3 separate regions of the Homo sapiens genome follow, and all the other regions are linked to region 1. A link is a contact called in ENCODE Hi-C or POLR2A ChIA-PET data. All regions are on one chromosome and are shown on one strand. Each heading gives the region's core, a stretch centred on a gene start or an enhancer-like site at or near the end of the contact. The rest is flanking DNA. Distances are from core to core; before and after follow the strand shown.

Region 1 (4,734 bases), core at 2,035-4,534:
GTACATTAGTAATTGCCAGGGGCTGGGAATAGGGTGGAGTAGGAATGAGAGTAATTGTTAATAGGTATAGGGTTTCCTCTGGGGAGATGAACCTGTTTTACAATTAGATTGTGGTGAATGCTGCGCAAGTCTGATTATACTAAAAACCACTGGATTGTATACCTTAAATGGGCAAATTTTATGGTATGTGAATTATATCTCAATAAGGCTGTTAAAAGAGCTATAAGGAAATAAAGAACATATTATTTAAAAAATCTTTGTCTTAAACAGTTAATATTCAACTTATTAGTTCCAAATTCAATGTCCTAGTTACAACTTAGGTTTTTACGTTTGGTTTACAGCTCTTATTATTCTAGTGGTAAGCATAGTAAATCTTTCTGTTTTTGTTTTTTTTGAGATGGAGTCTCGCTCTGTTACCAGGCTGGAGTGCAGTGGCACAATCTCAGCTCACTGCAACCTCCGCCTCCCAAGTTCAAGCGATTCTCCTGCCTCAGCCTCCCAAGTAGCTGGGACTACAGGTGTGCGCCACCACACCCAGCTAATTTTTGTAATTTTAGTAGAGATGGGGTTTCACCATGTTGGCCAGGATGGTCTCAATCTCTTGACCTCATGATCTGCCCGCCTTGGCCTCCCAAAGTGCTGGGATTACAGGTGTGAGCAGCTGTGCCTGGTCAAGTATAGTAAATCTTAACAGTCATTTGGAATTAGCCCTTCACTAACTTTCAATCTCATTCATATACATATTTAATATCTTCAAACCAACATTTTAAACTGTATTTATACATTTAATATTTTATCTCATTCACAAGTACTTCAAATGTTACATGTAATTTCGTCTTTAAATCTTATATAATAATTTTTAAACTAATAATAAAACAATATGGGGAGCCTATATTTCTCTTTGCTGCTCTGATGCCATCCATAAACTTAGCAAGATTTCAACTTCAACTTAAAACTTGAAATCGAGTGCTCCATTTTGTTTTAAATTGTAATTAAGGCTGTCGTTTTATGAAGCCAAAATCTTTTAAACATGACAAGTACATAATTTACCAGATATACAGAGAATCCTTTTAATGTTATGGTTTTAATTATTTTAGATCTTTGTATTCCTAATTGTAAAAAGTCCAGGAGTTACATGAGGCATACACACTACAAAGGCCAGGTACCAATCCAATAAACAGAAATTAATTAGACCAGAGACCTTGGCAGGTTCTGAGACCTGGAGTAGATATCCAGAATGATTCATCTGTCTGTTCCAGCTGTTGTATCTAAGCCCCTCTTTGTAGTCATTTTGTCTTGGACTACAAAAACTGAAGCAAGGTGTTGGATTCAAGTTACATACATTACCTGATTCTCTACTCACAAAAACCTGCAACTTCCTACCTGGTAAATCACTTGATTGGATTTTTATTTAGACATTTTTATAATAGTTTTTTTTTTATTCTTAGGGTATATAATAGGAAATAGGAAAAATAGGAAGAGACACATATGTCTTTTCCACTCAACATGTAAAAAGTATTTGCACTTGGATTATTGCATTTGATTGCACTCTCCAAAATTCACAGATATTAAAAATGATTTCTACTTGTTATTTTCTATGATGTGTGTTCACAATATCTGAAGTCGTTGTACTGTGTGCATTAATCCCGTTTGCCAAAAGATTGCATTTTTCTCTGCTCATCTATGCAGTAGGCTGAGGAGAATGTTCTGCCAAGTGCTGTGCTAAGTTCTGGGATTACAAAAATGAATTAGACCATTTGATCACACTTAAGCAGTTCAGACTCTAGGTAGTAAAGACCTAAAAACAGAAAATCATCTTAAGTATTTGCTCAATGGCTCTTTTTCCATGGGAAAAGAGGGCAAGGACTTCATTCTATGAGGACATGACTGTCTGATTCACGGCTGTCATCACCAGCACCTAATACATAGTCACACTCACTATTTGTTAAATACATGAATACATGCTAAAATAGGGTTTTATATATAGAGGGAGTATGGGAGCCCCCAAAAGGGACATTTGCTTAGTTTTATGTGTAAATATCGGGCTGGAGGGTGAGGTAAGGGTGTTATTTCAGAGGTATCAGGAAAAATTCCTTAAAGATGAGAACTGAGCTGAGTTTTGGGAGACAGAGGAAATTAGGTAAAAGTGGAGTTGGGGGTTGCTTAGGAGTTCCCATATCTTGTGGCGGAACTTCAAGCAGTTTCGGAGTGCCAAGACAACAGCCTGTAAATGTAAGCAGAAGAAAGATCTGGAAGGGCTTTCTAGGCTGTTTTATATATTTCCATTTTAGTATCCATATCCATATGCTTATTTTAAACACTTGTCCATAGATCCTTACTACACTGGTAGCTCATTGATGCTAAGGACTGCATGTAGCTTGTTATCCAGGTGCCCAGCATAATAATGGGGATATGGTAGTTCCTCAAAAGTTAATGCAGAAATGAAAGAACAAACGGAAGAATAACAAGTAACGGCATTGTGAGCACTCTCCAGTGATGAAGTCATCAGATGGTAGGGATGTCAGGAAAGGGGACTATACCAGGTTAGACAGAGACCTACTCAGCATCTTAACTAACGGTGAGGTAAGTTTAGTAAGCCTCACATCTCAGAAATAAAATCAGAGGGAGGAATGTTGGGAGTTTCAAACTGCTTTCCTAGCGGGAAGGTGAAAAAACACAAAATATAGTGGGGTGCGGTGCCTCATGCCTGTAATCCCATTTTGCTGAGGTGAGAGGATTGCTTGAGGCCGAGTACGAAACCAGCCTGGGCAACATAGCGAGACCCCCGTCTCTACAAAAGAAAAAATGTGAAATTAATGGCAAGCGCCTGTAGTTCCAGCTACTGGGATGAGGAGGGAGGATCGCTGGAGGCTGCAGTGAGCTACGATCGCTCTAGCCTGGGCGACAGGATGAGACCTTGTCTCAAATAGAGATAGACAGACAGACAGACTTCAGAATTTATTAGGGTTTGTAATTTCCAGGTTCCAAAGCACAGCAAGGGAAAGGGCCTGGCTGGGTAGTACGTTACACCCGGAAGTAAAGAGACGCATACACCGTTGGGTGCACTTTATAGTCTGGCTGGCAAACGAGCGACACCGACGCGCAGAGTTAAGTGCTGGGACTTCCCAAGCCTGGAAAGCAGACCGTGTCTCTGCAACTACGCGGCTGCCACGAGCGCTGAGCGGCCGGGCATTTGGCCTCGAGGAGGAGGCACTGTAAGGGCGGCGCAAGAGGGCGGAACGCGGGACGCCAGGCACCCTAGCTCCCGACGGACGCAGTTTTCAGTTGCACGGGCGAGCTCCGGGCCGGCTGCGGAGCGACTCCCCGCCGCCAAGTGGGCGGCGTGGCTGTCGGGAAAGAAGGGCTGGGGCCTGCCGTTCTTCCTCCCGAGTATCCCCTCCAGCTGGACGACCCCACGCTGCAGCACGGGCTTCCGGCTTCTCTCCTCAGTGGCCAATTCGAGGGCACAGCGGGCTCCGGAGGCGCGGCGGCAAGCCTATCCCGCCTCCCAACCACAGCCTCCAGCACCCGAGAGAACGGCCGCCCACAGCACACGTTCTCCGGACAGGAGGGCGAAGGCCCAAGACCTGGAGAGGTGGGCTCGAGGGAAAGATCTGGGTCCCACCACTACTTCCTGGAGACGCCGGGGAAAGCAGGCCATCCTTCGAGCCACCCATCTCTTCTCCGATTGGTTAACTGCCTTCTTATTGCGCTCCGCTGGCTGGTGATTGGTTGGGATGCACCGTCTATCACCTGCTTCCTTGTGAGAATCTAGGTCTCTAAGGGAAGCGTTACTTGAGGCTCGGTTGGGAAGAGGTTGGTTGGGCCTCTTGAGCCCACTTTATTTATCGTAGTGGGGATCGTCCCCCGGCGCGAGCTTCCGTCGCAACGGCCGGGAAAGAAACCAGTAGCGGGACGGAGGGCGGGGGTGGCAAGAAAGTCAAGGTTTAGAAGTAAGCCGGAGACGCCTAACCCTGGTAACATCCGAATGGGAACGGGATAGGAAGGAAGGCCTTTGAGAGAGGAGGCGTAAACCCAGGAACAGTGACAGTGTAGGACGAAAGGCCTAAGTTTGTTGCGGAAGGTAGGGGCCTTGCGGGAGGTTTTCGTGACCTAATTGTATGGGGATCTAATTTTCTAGATGTGTCTAACAAAATCCACTGGAGAATTTGCTTTGGCTTTGCAGCAGAGTGGGGAGACTACCACCCGTTCCTGGCCTTTAAAGAAACAGTTTATTGAATTATTCAACTCTCTTTTATTGCTTCAGATGGGCAGCTCTCAAAAAAGGCACAAACAATTGAAGGATGGATACCATGGCATATGTTAAAAGCGTGTTGAAAGGAAAATAAGGTATTCGCTTTGTTTTCATTGTGATTAACTGTATAAGAAAATTACCTTTAAGGAGAAGCTCAAGTTTTAAATAATATTAGGGTAACTTGATTTTATGATAGGCTTCAACTTGTAAAATTATTTATTACAAAAATCCTATTATTGCTGTACCTACGAAATATGCTCTTTGCTAATTATGGTCTTAATCTGAAGATAGAGATCTTGAGTTTTTAGTAGTGTTAATTCATATTTGAGTGGATAATGTTACTAGGTCATTTGTTCAAAATGACATAATAAAATAACCACAGTGAAAAAAATCCTTGAATTTGTAATTTAGTGTTACAGGTGAAATTGAATAGTTGCTTACTCCAACAGTATTTTAGACTTGTAGGCTAATTTCACCTT
Region 2 (4,901 bases), core at 1,864-4,363, 1.3 Mb after region 1:
TTATTCAGTATAGACATAATGCTGAAAGCCTGGAGCAAAAACAATCTGTGGGTAATTAACATTATTGTTCCCCTTTCAGGGAACGGGTCACGCATGTGGATGATCAAAGGTCAGCTCCTGGTCAATGTAAGTAAACAAGCCTATTTACGATAAATTCCCCTATGCTTCCTGGTACCTACTCCTTGCCCTCTGCCTCAGGGTCAGAAAACAGCTGCCTTCAGCTTATTCTCCCTGGAGGCTATGCAGAGGCTTCCGACTTTTCAGAAGGTCTGCTCCTTTCCCTATAGTTTCTCCCACCACTCTGACTGATCTATAGGAATCATTCCTTGGCCAGGCTAGCCCTGATGTCCTCCCCCACTTTTTTTCTTTTTAAGAGTTGGCGGTTTCACTCTGTTGCCCTGGCTGTAGTCTCGTGGTGTGATCATAACCTTCAACTCCTGGGCTGAAGTGATCCTCCTGCCTCAGCCTCCCAAGTATGTAGGGCTACAGGTGCACACCATCATACCTGGCTAACGTTCAAACGTCTAGGCTCAAATTATCCGCTTCAGTCTCCCAAAGTGCTGGGATTACAGGTGTGAGCCACTGCACCTGACATGTCCTCTCTGGATAGAGTGGACACTTGCTACCATCAGACCAGCAATGAAAAGCTGTCAACTCTTTGTCACTCAGATCAACTTTGATTAAAAGAATTATTACCAGCCAAGCACAGTGGCTCATGCCTGTAATTCCAGCACTTTCAGAGGCCAAGGTGAGAGGACTGCTTGAGCCTACGAGTTAGAGACCAGCCTGGGCAACAGAGTGAGACCCCTGTCTCCAAAAAAATAAATAATGAAAAAGAATTATTTCCAAATAATTTGGGAATACAATAAGTATTATTCTGTGTCTGGCACAGCATTTGACAAGACCCACAGAGCTAGGCTTTGGTAGACAAGAGTTCACCAACAGTTAAATTCTTTATAAAGATGAAAACACCTCCTGTTCATTGACTTTTTACTATGTGGAGGTTTTTTGCTACTTTTTCATACATAGTCTTTCTTTTAATGTAATCTTCTTGACAGTCCTATGAAGGTCTCATTATTATCCACCCCTGTTTTGCAGATGAGAAGACTGGTTTCAGAAAAGTTGAGTGCTGAAGACTACAAAGCTGTTTGTAAGTTATCAAGCTAGGATTTGATCCCAGGTCTGCCTGATAAATCCTGGACTCTTAACCATGACATAGGAGTGCCCTCTTGACTCCTATGATGGCATAAAGAATTGTATCAGAACGGGTAATCTGGCATTAAAACCCCTGTGCCACAACCGTTAGTCTAATTTTTCTCTACAGCACCATCTGAAGATGCAACAAGGATAGGAACCACTGATAAGGTAGAACATTTTATTGTCTGGCAGAGTAGAAGATGGAAGTTCCTCCCCACTAGCCTTTCCACCTTGTAATGGATTTGAACCCTTGAAGCTTAGTGGGCAGTTTTGAGAATTACATGGGCTACAGGTGAAAACTTACACATTATAACCTTAATTTAACAGCCAGTTAAGACTTGAGTGTGGTAAAAGATTCATTTATTTATTCAATCAACAAACAATGTGGCACTACATACTATATTAAAATAAAAACATACGAATAAAATATAGGCACAAAAATAGAGGATATTGCGACTATCCTTAAAGATACACATTTTAGGAAGAATGATGAGACTTTTGGGCATGCTTTCAAGCCAAAGGGCTATCATAAATGAAAAGGAAGATTGTTTGGGTCCTTGTCTGGCATCTTAAGTAGCTGTGTGATCTCGGAAGTCTCGGGCTTTAGCTTCCTCACCCACAGTGAAAATTAAAAAGAAAAATTGGGCCGGGCGCGGTGGCTCACGCCTGTAATTCCAGCACTTTGGGAGGCCGAGGCGGGCGGATCACGAGGTCAGAAGATCAAGACCATCCTGGCTAACACGGTGAAACCCCTTCTCTACTAAAAATAAAAATAAAAAAATTAGCCAGGCGTGGTGGCGGGCGCCTGTAATCCCAGCTACTCGGGAGGCTGAGGCAGGAGAATGGCGTGAACCCGGCAGGCAGAGCTTGCAGTGAGCGGAGATCGCGCCATTGTACTCCAGCCTGGGCAACAGAGCGAGACTCCATCTCAAAAAATAAAAATTAAAAAAAGAAAAGAAAAATTGAAAAAAGAAGCAAAACCGAAATCTTGATTTAGAGAAGTAGACTCTTTTTGAAGTAGAAAGCAAAACAAATTTTGGAGGACCAAATTTCTGTGAAATAGTTTTGTCTTTAGCAGTCGTTTGTTTCAGTTATAACGGTTATAAATGGCACTTCATTTGATTTCTTTAAACATTTTACTTGGCCTGCTGTTTAATCAGACATGGAAGCCAGGTATGTAGTACTGTGGTAACTCACGGTGCTGTAACTTCCTAGATTAAAGGGCCGTGGCAGTTAAAACGAAACAAAACAAAAAAATTTCTTGAATTCTGCACTGTCAGTATTCAAACTAGTTTCAGAATCTAATGGACACACTCTGCCAAACCACCGATTAGCCATTTGAGGAGAGATGAAAGATGCCTATTTTTGGAGTGAATTCTCATAGGGTTATTTTCGTCTTACGAAATGGTGTAGCGGACTGCCCTTTTTCTCCTTTACTAAGTCACCTCAGCCAAAGCGGAAAACAAAGAAAAAAACCAAACCAAACCAAAAAAACGACAAAATAGACCGTACGCAAATAGAAAAAAAAAAAACAAAACCCAAAACACCTCCTTTAAGCGTCGGTTGGGCTCTATGTTAGCTTTGACTCTCCGTGCTCCCTGCTTTGCTGGGAACACGGAGATCCATCGCTCCGTTAGGCGTTCCCTTTAGTTTTCTAAGTGTGGGAGCCTGGGGCGACGTCCACCACGGAAGGTCTCTCCCGGAAACGGTTTTCCGCCCCGCCACGCCGCCCGCCTACGTCGACCACTGGCCCGCTGCTGGTCGGAAGGCGGCGCGCAGTCCATCCCCCGCCGGGCAACGCCCGTCGCTGTGGCGTCACTGGGAGTTGTAGTTTCACTGGGCTCAGCGGTGCCTGCGCTTTAGCGCAGACGCGCGGGTGAGATCCTCACTTCCCACAGGACCTCGGGACGGGGGCGGGGCTCCGACAGAGGCGGCGATTGTGGCGGCCCATTTGTAAATGCTGCGGAGATTGAGGTGTCGGTTCGTGCTGCTGAGCTGCCCAGGCTTCACGGAGCGGTAATTTGTGGGCGAAAAGAGCGGAGGAGCTCTTTGTCCGCCGCCCTGCGCCGGAGATGGACGGCGGTGGGCGGGCAGGACTCTGCTCGGACCTCGGGGTTGGCTCGGCGGGGCGAGGAGGGAGCGGGGCGCCGGGACGCGCTCAGGCCCACGGGCGCGCTGAGGCCCACGGCAGTTCAGTGGCTTCGTTCATTCGCGCTGCTTTGTTCTTCGCAGAGCTGGGGAAGCCGGCCTCTCTGGGGTGTCTGTCTCTCTGACCTGGCTGTGGCGGAACTTGAGTTCCTGTGGGCAGCGCGGCAGCCGCAGTCCGCTGGAGCAGGGTGGTGAAGTAGCGTTGCTGGCTGTCCTAAGGGCCGGTCTTGCCCCAGCTTTGTCAAGGGCTTCTCTCTTGAAGCTTCGTGTGGATTCATGGCTTTCAAGAACGTGTTGTATTTTAGGGGACTGCTAAATCACTTCCCAGACCAACTAGTTACTTCTCACGGTCTAAGAGTGGCTTTGAATTTGCTGTTTGTATCCACTCTCCTCCCTCACCGTGCAGAGAATTTATCTTTTTTTCAATACTGCTTTAAAGAATGTTTACATAGCACTTTCTGGAGATTTCAAGGCTGTCAGTTTGTTACATTTTTTAAAAGTTTTATTGAGGTATAATTGCTATACAATAAAAATGGCACATGTTTAAATGCATTCCATTTGATGAGTTTGACATACACGTGCACCCGTGTCCTTCAGATTTTGATATCTGTAAAGTCTGAGTCCACATACTAATCCTATCTCGGCATATATATTATCAATGCTCCCTTTACCAAGACCTCAGTATCAATAATAAGTAGCAGGTTCTGGTGACGCTTTTTTTATACTTCATGCTGACATTAAATATATTTTTAGAATCGCGGTCATGAAATTGAAGGTATAGAAGGTGTGTTTGGTGGGGAGTTGGAGGAGGAGATGCAAAAGTCTGGCTGCTGCATCCCAAGACTGCTTGCACTTGTCAGTCTAGTAGGGAATTTTTCTAGTTTTCCATATTATGAAATGACCTTGTAGTTTGTCTCCCTTCTGAATTTGGATTTCGAAAGATTTTCTGCTAAGGTCATTGAAATTAAGCAAAGTTACGTGGTTGATTTTGAAAAAAAAAAAGTCATTACTTTTTTAGATTGGTTTCCTACTGAAAAACAATTTGCTTAGAAAAAGTTTTTACAAATTATTCAGGAATAACAGATATCCAGTAAAGTGCGCTAATCTTAAGTGTACAGCCTAAGTGTATCCACCCCCTGTATTAACCTTCCCAGTTGTTGAAGTCAAAAATTTGGAGATGAATCTCTTAAGTTTAACGTTTTATTTGGGAAGAAAGAATGGCGGTTCCAGGCGTACAGACCAGGTGGTCTTCAGTATGTCCAAAGAACAAAGAGAAAGCTGGAGGTTTTATAAAAAAGAGAATTGTTATATCTGTCGCTCTTCGAGAAAGTTCATTGGTTCTCCTAAGGTTCTGGGGAGGCAGCAGGTCCTACCGAGTGGGCCATGGTGGAGGGCAAAATTAGTCCTACAATTGCAGCAAGTTACCTCAGCATCTATAGATCAAATTGGTCTCGGGTTACAACCGGCAGTTTCAGCATACTGACTTATAGAGAATTCCATTCTTGGAGCAAAGTTGTGTGTCCTGAGTGCCTTTCCCTCTTGACTTCTTGATTGTT
Region 3 (4,300 bases), core at 830-3,329, 1.9 Mb after region 1:
CCTCTTAGTGGGCTGTTGTGTGTAGGTCTTCAGTGGGACACTCTCTCAGGATGCTTTGGTTCTGAAAGTCTTCATTTCATCCATTCTGTCAGTTCTCTTTTCACTATATTGATTGTTTCCTTTGGTATGCTGAAGCGTTTTACTTTTATGTAATCCCATTTGTTTATTTTTGCTTTTGTTGCCTGTGCTTTAAGGTCTTATTCATAAAATCTTTTCCAAGACCAATGTCGTAAAGCATTTTCTCTGTGTTTTCTTCTAGTAGTTCTTATAGTTTCAGGTTTTATATTTAAGTCTTTGATCCATTTTGAGTTAACTTTCGCATAGGGTGAGAGATACTTGCAAACTATTCATCCAACAAGGGATTCATATCTAGAATATACAAGGAATTCAAACATCTCAACAGCAAAAAAAAAAAAAAAAAAAAAAAAAAAATTAAAAATGGGCAAATGATTCAAACAGATAGTTCTCAGAAGGACATGCAAATGACTAACAAATATATGGAAAAAGTTCAGTATCACTAATCATCAGATAAATGCAAATCAAAACCACAGTGAGGTATCATCTCACTTCAGTTAGAATGGCTATTGTCAAAAATACAAAAAAATAATAAATGCTGGTGAGAAGGTGGAGAAAAGGGAATTCTTACACACTATTGGTGGGAATGTAAACTAGTACAGCCACTATAGAAAACAGTATAGAGTTTCCTCAAAAAAACAAAAATGGAACTAGCATATGATCTAGCAGTCCCACTACTGGGTAAAGAGCCAAAGGAAAGAAAATTAGTACATCCAAGAGTTGTGCACACTCCCTGTCCATTGCAGCACTATTCACAATAGCCAAGCTATGGAGTCAACCCAAGTGTCCATCAACAGATGAATGGCTAAAGAAAACGTGATTTTATACACACACACACACACACACACACACACACATATTATGGAATATTATTCAGCAATAAAAAAGAATGAAGTCTTGTCCTCCACGAAAACATGGATGAGTCTGGAGGACATGGTGTTAAGTGAAATGAGCCAGGAACAGGAAGTTAAACATGTTCTCACTCATATGTAAAAGCTAAAATAGTTGATCTCACAGAAGTAAAGAGTAGAACCCAGGTTATTAGAGGGTGGAAAGGGAAGGGGGATATAGGGAGAGATTTGTTAAAGGACACAACATTACAGTTAGGAGGAATAAGTTCTAATGTTTTATAGCACTGTAGGATGATTATAGTCAAGCATGTATATTTTCAAATAGCTAAAAGAGGATATTGAATTCTCCCAACACAAAAAATGATCAATATTTCAGATGACAGATATGCTAATATCCTTGATCTGATGACTATACATTGTATGTATAGGAACATCACTGTGTATCCCATAAATATGTATGGTATTTGTGGAATTTTTAAAAATAAATAATTTTTTATAGTCAATGAAAAGAGTATATTCTTTTATTGGTTTTTGTTCATACATGTTAAGTTTCAACTTTCAATAATAAAATTCAATAAATTTGATTCCTTAATCATAAAAACTTGCTTTACACATTATTTACATGTTGTTAAAGTCCATACAAAACATCACAAGGATTTGATTGACTCTGTGCATGGCACCATCACAAAGAAGGAGGAGGGAGCTAATCCAGTAACATACATTCAAAGATTAAATTGTAGATATGCACAGTGTATTTGGCACTGTTCATTAATATTATAACACCTTCCTCTCAAAGACAGGCATTCTTAAGCGTTAGTCACAATATACCAGAATTTGCTATTCACATTAAAACCACCTTTTAAACTTTATAACAGTAATCAATTATTATTGTTTTAAGAAACAAAACACAATGAGAACTGGGAATGGAATTCAAATCCTCCAACTTCTTGCTATGCTCCAAGCTGCCATCCATAAAACAGGTTTAATTTGGTAACTTTTCCACTGAGGGGAGTGTCAACAAGAAACAACTTAAAGACAATATTTTCCAATACAAATAAAGACATACACTTTTGTTTAAAATGAACAGTTCTTCTTGGGAGTGCAAAGGGAGCCTTGATGACGTACAGCTTGTGATGATTTTGGCAGCAATTATAGAACAACCAATGCCATTCAAGTTATGGAGATTGTACTAGCAGGTGAACTCATAAAGAGAAGATTCTGGAATGCCTATATCTGAAATCAGAATCCTGGTAGTTTGTAGTTTGCCTCTTCCTAGAAGTTCAAGAGACTCAAGTCATAGGCTACAGATGTACTTTCAAGTATATACTTATAAATGGAAGGAGAAAATAAAAGCAAAAAAATGCAAATATTAAACCTTTAGTGGCTTGGACTATATTCCAGTAGGTAATTTATTCCACTAACTTCACTTTAACAAAGATTAAATCCCTTCATTTTAATCAGGTCCATTAAATTTCATTCATTAAAGCTATACATACTCCAGAATGTTTATAAGACATTTACACCGATCATGTTTACAAAAAGCATAAATTCAGTCTTAAGCTGCACTACAAATGCCTCAATATAACATAATCACAGTATAAGGAAACAAATCAGAAATTCTCTGATTAGATATGCTGTAGCTTTACAGAAAAATCTCAGTAATAAAACAAAAAGACTTACAATGTATAATAGGCTATGCAGTGCAAAGTAATGTCACTGGACCAAAATTTAGTTCAATCATTTTTATTTCAAGTGTATTTAAAAAATCATAAATGGGGTTTCATAATCTAAAGTTGAAACATTTATTCTTCATAGCTTCAGAATTTGACAAGCAATTGTAGACCATGCTTTCCAAATCCAGTCTTCTTTGCTATTTTTCAAACTTCCGAGATCTAGTATTAAACTCCTCCATTCTAAATGTACAGTTTTAGATAACTATTGTACACTTGTTGATAAGAGTTTTCTGAAAACAGTCTATCAAATATAAATAATGGTTTCTATCTAAGAATCAGCAGTGAGGAAAGAAATATTAAACACCAGTCAAGAAATCAATTATTCATTTTAAAAATAACAGAACCAGTGCTGCTCTCTGTCATAAAAGAGAACATGTAAAATTTATTTTTATAGGCTTTGGCAATATTTTATTCCCCACAGAGGCCTTCAATCCTACTTAAAGATATTTTACACACGGTAACCATCAGGTTTACTGAGTAAAAATCTCAGGTATTAACCATGCCCCTAAAATGTGCAGTTCCAAAGAGGAACAGGTTACTTTTGAGGAAAAAAAGTTGCCGTGGTAACTTCCCTCAAATGTTTATTTTAAATAAAAATAGTTGATGGGAATATTTTTTAAACCAAGTTTGGGTATAATATGGCATACTGCCCATCAAACAAAAAAGGAAATCAAAACTTTTTTTCCACTTATCATGAGTTTTTGACCTTTACTTTTAAGATTACAACTTATTGACCTTTTATGCTTGTTTGGTTTGTTTTCTGACTGCCTAATCCAATATTTATTTATTTATTTATTTATTTATTTTGAGAGGGAGTCTCATTCTGTCGCCCAGGCTGGAGTGCAGTGGCGCCATCTTGGCTCACTGCAAGCTCCGCCTCCTGGGTTCACGCCATTCTCCTGCCTAAGCCTCCCAAGTAGCTGGGACTACAGGCGCCCGCCACCAAGCCAGGCTAATTTTTTGAATTTTAAGTAGAGACCAGGTTTCACCGTGTTAGCCAGGATGGTCTCGATCTCCTGACCTCGTGATCCGCCTGCCTCGGCCTCCCAAGTGCTGGGATTACAGGCGTGAGCCACCGCGCCAGGCCGCATATTTAAATTTTTTAAAGTCTGCATTTCAATGTAGTAAGAGTTGTTTTTCAAATAATCTTCATAAGCCAGAATACAGACACCAGAGCAACACTCTCAAGTCACACTGTTTGACTATAATGAAGAGATGAAAATGGGCGGATATCTGAAGATAGGTATTCCCTCTGCTCTGAAGGTGAGCAAGCTTTTAACATGTGAGCAACACAGAACTCCTTTCCTCTGGAGCTCCTTTCAACTCAGAATGCTTCAGTTCAGTAAGTCAATATATTATTCTTAAAAATTAAAGTTTGGTCACTAAGAAGGACTGAACAAAATTTATTCCCCTCCCGCCAAACACAACCAGAACAGTTCTAATCAGGCCCTCTTCTCCCCACGAAAACAGGGAAGTAGCTGGGCTGAAGACTTTATTAAGTGTGACATTTCAGTTCCTAAAACATCACTGCTATATGCTCAAAGTTGTAGGTCTATGTATTTCCTTCTCCAACACGTCCCCATTTATGTTTATTTCCACACATACAAACGTGCACATGTGTGCACGCACACACGCACACAC

The links. A loop is a pair of places that touch in the nucleus more often than their neighbours do. ChIA-PET counts read pairs that join two places held with the same protein, here RNA polymerase II (POLR2A). Pooled maps may share reads with other maps.
Region 2: a map of B cell shows a loop between it and region 1 (33-fold over the local background). The contact joins the promoter of CPAP here to the promoter of RNF6 in region 1. A Hi-C loop is called at or near these places in 3 of 168 maps with a recorded cell type or tissue (B cell, CD8-positive, alpha-beta T cell and ascending aorta), 1 of 37 single-sample maps with no recorded cell type and 12 of 50 pooled maps. POLR2A ChIA-PET finds 5 or more read pairs at or near these places in 1 of 52 experiments (OCI-LY7).
Region 3: POLR2A ChIA-PET joins it to region 1 with 12 read pairs in CD8-positive, alpha-beta memory T cell. The contact joins the promoter of LINC00566 here to the promoter of RNF6 in region 1. A Hi-C loop is called at or near these places in 1 of 168 maps with a recorded cell type or tissue (mammary epithelial cell). POLR2A ChIA-PET finds 5 or more read pairs at or near these places in 1 of 52 experiments (CD8-positive, alpha-beta memory T cell).

Annotation. Positions count from the first base shown.
Region 1 is chr13:26,220,864-26,225,597 of GRCh38, reverse strand. RNF6 (ring finger protein 6) reads left to right here and starts at 3,284. Exons shown (of 5, transcript NM_005977.4): 1 at 3,284-3,595; 2 at 4,268-4,350. RefSeq lists enhancers at 3,224-3,603, 2,749-3,630, 3,631-4,512 and a silencer at 4,054-4,103.
Region 2 is chr13:24,921,073-24,925,973 of GRCh38, reverse strand. It overlaps CPAP (centrosome assembly and centriole elongation protein), which reads left to right and starts at 3,113. Exons shown (of 17, transcript NM_018451.5): 1 at 3,113-3,213. RefSeq lists enhancers at 2,166-3,067, 3,068-3,969.
Region 3 is chr13:24,329,229-24,333,528 of GRCh38, reverse strand. It overlaps LINC00566 (long intergenic non-protein coding RNA 566), which reads right to left and starts at 2,079. Exons shown (of 2, transcript NR_131903.1): 1 at 1,993-2,079. It also overlaps the pseudogene NUS1P3.